2 separate regions of the Homo sapiens genome follow, and region 2 is linked to region 1. Evidence: read pairs that join two places in POLR2A ChIA-PET (ENCODE). Cell type or tissue: Panc1. All regions are shown on one strand. Links, peaks and the distances in the headings refer to the core of each region. The heading gives the core; the rest is flanking DNA. Region 1 has its middle 20 kb from the start of NRBF2. Region 2 has its middle 86 kb from the start of NRBF2.

Evidence for each region. Peaks named below come from ENCODE experiments on the same cell type or tissue, not always from the same donor. Only the 100,000 strongest peaks of a DNase experiment are listed, where the experiment ranks them.
Region 2: POLR2A ChIA-PET joins it to region 1 with 10 read pairs; 3 of 35 experiments call an interaction of 5 or more read pairs at or near these places.

The regions. Positions count from the first base shown.
Region 1 is chr10:63,111,155-63,115,551 of GRCh38, forward strand. No RefSeq gene overlaps it. Among named protein-coding and RNA genes, the nearest start is that of NRBF2, 20 kb to the right of the region's middle. In Panc1, for the core only: no CTCF peak of the experiment used is centred there; no DNase peak of the experiment used is centred there; H3K27ac peaks cover 950 bases.
Region 2 is chr10:63,045,027-63,049,423 of GRCh38, forward strand. No RefSeq gene overlaps it. Among named protein-coding and RNA genes, the nearest start is that of NRBF2, 86 kb to the right of the region's middle. In Panc1, for the core only: no CTCF peak of the experiment used is centred there; no DNase peak of the experiment used is centred there; H3K27me3 peaks cover 1,657 bases.

The sequences.
Region 1 (4,397 bases), core at 183-4,182:
TGTTCACAGCCTTATCAGCTAGCTATTTTCATCCCTGTTTTAGAAATAAAAAGGAACAGGCGAGGCACGGTGGCTCACACCTGTAATCTCAGCACTTTGGGAGGCCGAGGCAGGTGGATCACCTGAGGTCAGGAGTTTGAGACAAGCCTGGCCAACATGGCGAAAGCCCATCTCTACTAAAAATACAAAAAAATTAGCCGGGCTTGGTGGTGGGTGCCTGTAATCCCAGCTACTCCAGAGGCTGAGGCAGGAGAATCACTCGAACCTGGGAGGCGGAGGTTGCAGTGAGCGGAAATTGTGCCATTGCACTCCAGCCTGGGTGACAAGAGTGAAACTCCATCTCAAAAAATGAAATAAAATAAAATAAAAATAAAAAGTAACAACAGCTGACGTTTCAAGACATTAAGTGAAATGGGATCCATGCCCAGGTTCATAGGACTCTATACTTTTTCAACCACAGTCCACAAAATCTTGCCCAAAACTCCGAGTCAGTCAGATATATTTCAGAATTCAGAATTTACTGATTTTAGAAAGATAATATAGTGCCTATACTCTATATTATAGAACAGGGACTGGGAAAGTATCTCACAATCAAACACATTGATAAATCTTTAATGAATCATGTGAATATTCATAAGTGGGTTAAAGAAGGACCAAAAATAGTCTTGTGACAGTTCAGGATGAGTGTGCCATTAAATGAGTGTATAAAAATTTCACCAGCCTGAGCATCACAGTGAGACTCTATCTCTATAAAAAGTTTAAAAATTAGCTGGGGGTGGTGGTGCATGCCTATAGTCCCAGCTACTCGGGAGACTGAGGTGGGGGGATCACTTGAGCCTGTGAGGTGGAGGCTGCAGTGAGCCATGATTGTGCCACTGTACACCAGCCTGGGCAACAGAGCAAGACCCTGTCTCAAAAAAAATAGAAAAAAACAAAAAGAAAAAGAAAAAAAAACAGGCCAGGTGCGGTGGCTCATACCTGTAATCCCAACACTTTGGGAGGCCAAGGAAGTTATCACTTGAGATCAGGAGTTTGAGACCAGCGGGGCCAACATGGTGAAACCCTGTCTGTACTAAAAATACAAAAGTTAGCTGGACATGGTGGCACAGGGACCTCTAGTCCCAGCTACTTGGTTGGCTAAACACGAGAATTGCTTGAACTTGGGAGGTGAAGATTGCAGTGAGCCCAGATCGCACCACTGCACTCCAGCTTTGTTCTGTCTCAAAAAAAAAACAAAAACAAAACAAAACAAAACAAAAACCTTGAGAGCAAGGTTCTGTCTCAAAAAAAAAAAGAATTTAGTTTTCAGGGTATATTGGATTTTGAAATTATGGATAAATGATAAATGAGTACCTTCTAAGATAATACTGTATGATAGAAGTCAAAAAAATAGAGTTTCAAGAAAAAAGTGGTGTTAAATATTACTGTGAGATGAAGGACAAGAATTGAAGAAAAGTCATTAAACTTGATGATCAAGAGCTTAGTAGAGATATCTTCAGAAGCACCTTGTTTAACTGCATAAAGTAATGGGAACAGAAGTCAGCTCTTAAGGGGTTAAAGAGTAAGACAATCTTCATATCCAGTAAAATTGTTAAAATTAAAAAGACAAAGAATACAAACTATTGACAACCTTTTAAAGCAAGTGGCATTTTAATTCACTGCTGGTGGTAGTGTATTTTGAAAAACTGTTTGGCGATCTCTGCTAAAGCCAAACATATGCATAATCCTTGATGCAGCAATTCTAGCCTATATAAGTGTTTAGCTAAATGCATGCACATGAACTCAGGAAAACATGTACAGGAATGTTCACATCAGCTTTGTTTTGGAGTAGTGGTGGATATTCATTACATTGTAAATCAAATTAACTACAAACAAAAGGTACCATGCATGAACCACTGATGACAATTGGTCATGAACCAAGGATTATAATTTATTCAAATCTGTGCGGTAAGGTTCATAAGAAAAGGGGAAGAATGTAAGTCATTAATGAGAAGGCACCTATCCAAAAAGGGATTAAGCCAGGTGCAGTGGCTCACACCTGTAACCCCAGCACTTTGGGAGGCCAAGGCAGGCAGATTACTTGAGGCCAGGAGTTTGAGACCAGCCTGGCCAACATGGTGAAACCCCTTCTCTACTAAAAATCCAAAAATTAGCCAGGCATGGTGGCACGCACCTGTAATCCCAGCTACTAGGGAGGCTGAGGCAGGAGAATCGCTTGAACCTGGGAGATGGAGGTTGCAGTGAGCTGAGATCTCGCCACTGCACTACAGCCTGGGTGACAGAGCGAGATTCTGTCCCAAAAAAACAACAAAAAAAAAGGATTAATTATTTATACGTTTACAAAGTAAACATCCTGTTAAAGCCAGCCAAGAATATTTGCTCCATGATGATGGAAGAAGTCTAGAGGTTTCTGCAAATTATTTCAATATTGTGACCAAAACTTTTCCAATTGGTCCATTTCTCTCTCTTCTTTTTTTTTTTTTTTTTTTTTTTTTTTTGAGACAGAGTCTCGCTCTCTCGCTCCGTCACCCAAGCTGGAGTGCAGTGGCACGATCTCGGCTCACTGCAAGCTCTGCCTCCCAGGTTCACGCCATTCTTCTGCCTCAGCCTCCTGAGTAGCTGGGACTACAGGCACCCGCCACCACGCCCGGCTAATTTTTTTTGTATTTTTTTAGTAGAGACAGGGTTTCACTGTGTTAGCCAGGATGGTCTCGATCTCCTGACCTCGTGATCCTCCTGCCTTGGCCTCCCAAAGTGCTGGGATTACAGGCATGAGCCACCGCGCCCGGCTCCAATTGGTCCATTTCTCTAATTACTTTGCTCCCTTCCCCAAAACCCTGAACTGGAAAAAAATGAAAAAAAAAAGCCTGTGATATATATGGCAATCATGCTGGGAAAGTCAGAGCCCTGCAGATTTTAGAAATGACAAGGGAGAACTCAGTGTAGAATAACCTGTGTCTAGCCAAAGCTGAAGCCTGGCCAGGCTCCATGTATGTTGTGAAAATTCTTTGGCCACAGTCCTGATGTCCTAACATCTGAGGTTGCATCATTCTTCCCGTAGTTGCTTCTGGACTGAGTGTCAACAGCGTATGATGAAAACATGTCAGGGTAGAGGTAAAAGGTATTTGTCATATTTTCTTTTTCTTCCTTCCTTCCTTCCACAGAAGAGTGGAGAAAATATTTTAAAAGACCACCACAGAAATAAAGAATACAGTGAAAATGAAAGGTAGAAAATTCAATTCATGGTAAAATTCTTATTTTTCCTGTGCTGTTTGGCTTGACCCTTCCCTTTCCTGAAGCCCTCATATGGCTTCCCAAGATGTCAAACACATATCTTCTGTGCTAGTATCATTTAGGAGGGACAGCAGCAGGCAGCATGGAACACAGGAGAAACAAAATAGATTAACAGTGGATTGAAGAATCTTGGCAACTGTGGAAAATACTTTTAAAAGGAGGCTGGAGGCAAATTTCTCTTAGAAAATTTAATAGCAGAGGCCTGGCACGGTAGCTCACACCTGTAATCCCAGCACTTTGGAAGGTCGAGGAAGGCAGATCACTTGAGGTCAGGAGTTTGAGACCAGCCTGGCCAACATGGTGAAACTCCACCTCTTCTAAAAATCCAAAAATTAGATGGGCATGGTGGCAGGCACCTGTAATCCCAGCTACTCAGGGGGCTGAGGCAGGAGAATCGCTTGAACCTGGGAGGCAGAAGTTGCAGTGGGCCGAGATCACACCATTGCACTCCGGCCAGGGGGACAGAGAGAGGCTCTGTCTCAAAAAAATAAAAAGAAAAGGAAAGAAAACTTAAGAGCAGTTGCTGAATTTATGCCTTATGATTTAGATCATTTCTAAGTGTCCTCTCACTGACCTTTACTTAAGGCCATGATACTCTACCATCTTCTAATATCTCATGATTCCCTTGATCCCTTCCCAGTATGTGACCACTCTATTTGAAATAAAGTCCAGATTGACTAGCATTTTCCGTCAAAGGGTCAGAGGAAGAGGTGGAACTGGAAGTTTGAGGTCTGTATAATTGGGGGTAGTGAATACAGTGGATGGAAAGGATTTGATTAGGATGTCTTAGTGTCCTGAAGTGCCTGGAAAGAAAATGTAGGTAAAAGGGATTTCCCTTGTGTCCAACCCAGCATAGATCAACAGGTAAGTTATATATATATATATATATATATATAAATTCGCCAGGCTGGAGTGTGGTGGCACTATCTTGGCTCACTGCAATCTCTGCCACCCGGGTTCAAGCGATTCTCCTGCCTCAGCCTCCTGAGAAGCTGGGACTACAGGCACGTGCCATCACGCCCAGCTAATTTTTGTATTTTTAGTAGAGACAGGGTTTCACCATGTTGGCCAGGATGGTCTTGATCTCTTGACCTTGTGATCCA
Region 2 (4,397 bases), core at 310-4,309, 66 kb before region 1:
AACACCAGTAAAGGTAATGATGTAGGTAAACATAAATGACAGTATGAATGTACTTTTTTGTTTGTAACTCCTGTTTTTCTATATGATTTTTAAAATAACTGTATAATGCAATAATTATAAATCTAGATTAATGGCCACACAATGTACAAACGTAATTTGTGGCAATAATACTATAAAGAGGAAAGTAAATGGAGACATAGAGGAGCAACATTTTTGTAAATTATTGGAACTAAGTTGGTATTAATCTAAATCAGATTGTTATAAATTAAAATGTTAATTATAATCCCAGGGGTGATCATTAAGAAATAACTCAAAAAAGAGAAAAAAAAACATTAGTGAAGGAACCAAAAAGAGAATTAAAATGGTCCACTACAAAATACCTTTTTAACACAAAAGAAGCCAGTAATGGAGGAATTGAAAGGGAATAATGGATATGAGACATTAAAAAATAGTGAAATAGGAGCATTAAGTCCTCCCTTATCAGTAATTACATTAAATGAAAACAGATTAAACTCTCCAATTAAAAGATATAGATTGGCAGAACAGATTTTTTTAAATGGTCCCACTACATGCTGCTTATAAGAGACTCACTGTAGATTCAAAGACTCAAAGAAATTAAAAGTAAAAGATTTAAAAAAAAAAAAAAGATATTCCATACTAACAGAAACCGAAAAAGAATTGGAGTGGCTACACTAATGAGACAATACACCTTAAAACAAAAAAGATTATGAGAAACAAAAAGGATATTATATGATAAAATGGTTCATCCATCAAAAAATAATAGTTATAAACATATATGCAGTTTACAATGGAGCCCTAAAATACATGAAGCAAAAACTGACAGAACTGAAGGAAGAAATAGACAATGCAAGGACAGTAGTTGGAGACGTCAGTAGCCCACTTTCAATAACTGATAAAGCAACTGAAAAAAATATCAGCAAGGAAATAGAAGAATTGAGAAACACTATAAACCAACTAGACTAACAGCCTTCTATAGAACAGTCTGCCTAACAACAGCACAATACACATTTTTCTCAACTGCACCTGGAACATTTTCTAAGATAGTATGTTAGGACATGAAACAAATCTCATTAAATTTTAAAAGATTGATATCATAAAAAGTATGTTCTTTGAAACCAATGGAATGAAATCAGAAATCAGTAACAGAGGAAATTTGGAAAATTCACAAATATATGGAAATTAAGAACATATTCCTAAATAACTAATGGGTCAAAAAAAAATCACTAGGGAAATTTATGGGATGCAGTGAAATCATTGCTCAAGAAGAAATGTATAGCTGTAAATGCCTGCATTATAAAAGAAGAAAGACCTCAAATAAATAACTAAATTTTTTATTTTCTTTTTTTGAGACAGGGTCTCACTCTGTTTCCCAGACCGGAGTGCAGTGGTGGCAACATGGCTCACTGCAGCCTAGACATCCCAGGCTCAAGCCACCCTCCTTATGCAGCATCCCAAATAGCTGGGACTACAGGTGCATGCTACCACATCCAGCTAATTTTTGTATTTTTTGTAGAGATGCAGTTTTACCATGTTTCCCAGTCTGGTCTTGAACTCCTGAGCTCAAGCAATCCACCTGCCTCAGCCTCCCAAAGTGCTGAGATTACAGGGGTGACCCACCACACCCAGCCTAATCTTTAAGCTTAAGAAACTAGACCCCAGGCACGGTGGCTCATGCCTTTAATCCCAGCACTTTGGGTAGCCGAGGTGGGTGGATCATGAGGCCAGGAGTTCGAGACCAGCCTGGCTAACATGGTAAAACCCCATCTCTACTAAAACTACAAAAATTAGCCGGGTGTGGTGACACACGGCTATAATCCCAGCTACTCAGGAGGCCGAGGCAGGAGAATCGCTTGAACCCAGGAGGCAGAGGTTGCAGTGAGCCGAGACTGTGCTACTACACTCCAGCCTGGGCAACAATAGCAAAATTCCATCTCAAAAAAAAAAAAAAAAGGAAACTAGAAAAAGAGAAGCAAACTAAATCCAGAGAAAGAAGGAAATAATAAAGAGTACAGCAGAGATAACCAAAATAGCAAATATATAAATAATAAAGAAAATCAGCAAAGCCTAAAATTAGTTCTTTGAAAAGATCAACAAAGTTGTCAAACCTTTAGTTAAACTGACAAGTGAAAAAGAGGAGACTGAAATTACTAAAATCAAGAATGAAAGAGGGGACTTCACTACTAATCTTATAAAAATAGAAAGATCATAAAGGAATATTATGAGCAATTGCATACCAACAAATTAGTTGATCTAGGTGAAATGAACAAATTCTTAGAAACACACGAACTATCGAAACTGACTCTTGAAGAAATAGAAAATCTGAGCAGAACTATACTAAATAAACAGATAGAGTCATCAATTGAAAAACTTCCAACAAAGAAAAGCTCAATCCCAGAGTGTTTCACTGGTGAATGCTACCAAACCTTTAAAGCAGAATTAGTAGCAATTCTTCTCAAACACTTGCCAAAAATAGAGGAGGAAGAATCACTTCCCGACTTACTCTATGAGGCCACTGTTACCCTGATACTAAAGCCAGGCAAAGACATCACAAGAGAAAAAAGCTACAGACCAATATCCCTTATTACTACAGATGCAAAATCATCAACAAAATAATAGCAAACTGAATCCAGCAGCATATTGAACGGACTATACACCACAATCAAATGGAATTTATTCCCCAAATGCAAAGATGGTTCAATATGAAAATCAATCAATGTAATACACCATATTAATAGAATAAAGGAAAAACTAAATGTGATGATCTCAATAAACACAGAAAAGGCATTCATCAAAACCCAGCAGACTTTTATGTTAAAAAAAACAACAACAACAACAACATTCAACAAACTAGGAATAGAAAGCATCTTCCTTAACCTAATAAAGGGCTTCAATGAAAAACCCATGGCTAACTTCATAGTCAATGGTGAAAGACTAAAAACTTCCTGCTGAGGTTAGAAATAAGATAAGGATGTCCACTCTTGCCACTTCTATTCAACATAGTACTGGAAGTTCTGGATAGGCAATTAGGCATCAAAAAGAAATAGAAGGCATTCATATTAAAAAGGAAGAAGCAAAATATCTTCATTTGCAAATGAAATAATTTTGTATGTAGAAAATCCTGGCCAGGTATTTTGGCTCATGCCTATAATCCCAACACTTTGGGAAGGCAAGGTGGGAGGATTGGTTGAGCCCAGGAGAGAGAAGCCAGCCTTGACAAAACCCTATCTCCACCAAAAAAAATTTTTTTAAATAGCCAGGTGTGGTGGCACACTCCTGTAGTCCCAGCTACTTGGGAGGCTGAGGCAGGAGAATCACTTGAGCCCAGAGGTCGAGGCTGCAGTGAGCTGTAATCATGTCACTGCATTCCAGCCTGGGTGACAGAGTGAGATCCTGTCTCAAAAAAAAAAAAAAAAAGAAGAAGAAGAAGAAGAAAATCTCAAAGAACCCCCCAAAATACAATTAAAGCTAATAAGTGAGTTCCACAAACTTAAAGGATAAAACCTATAATACTTTGTTGTATTTTTATATACTAGCAGTGAAAAACCCAAATACAAAATTAGGAAAACTTCCATTTACAATAGAATCAAAAAGAAACAGGAATAAATTTAACTTGTACATTTAAAAAAAGTGCAATATTTGCACATTGAAAACTATAAAATGTTATTAAAATAAATTCAAAAGACCTAAATAGAAAGCCCTCACATTCATGAACTGGATGATAGTATTGTTAAGATGATAATACTCCCCAAATTGATCTGCAGATTGAATGCAATCCCTAGCAGAATTCCAGCTACCTTTTTACGGAAATGGACAAGATTATCCTAAAATTCATATGGAAATTCAAGGGACCCCAGATAGACAAAACTATTTTGGAATAAAGTAATAAAGTTGGAAGGCTCACACTTTCCAATTTCAAAGCTTGCTACAAATCTACAATCATAAAAATAGTGTGGTATTGGTAAAAAGATAGGCAAATATATCAATGGAACATAACTGAAAGTCCAGAAATAATCTTACTCATTGATAGTCAATTGATTTTCAAGCATGCAAAGAACATTCAATGGGGAAAAGACAGTCTTAACAAATGGTGTTGGGACAACTGAATATCCACATGCTAAAGGATGAATTTGGACTTGATTGATTGATTGATTGATTTTTAATCTTACTTTAATTTCTGGGATACATGTGCAGAACATGCAGGTTTGTTACATAGATATACATGTGCCATGGTGATTTGCTGCACCTATTGACCTGTCCTCTAAGTTCTCTCCCCTCACTCCCCATCCCCCAACATGCCCTGGTGTGTGTTGTTTCCCTCCCTGTGTCCATGTGTTCTCATTGTTCAACTCCCATTTATGAGTGAGAACATGCAGTGT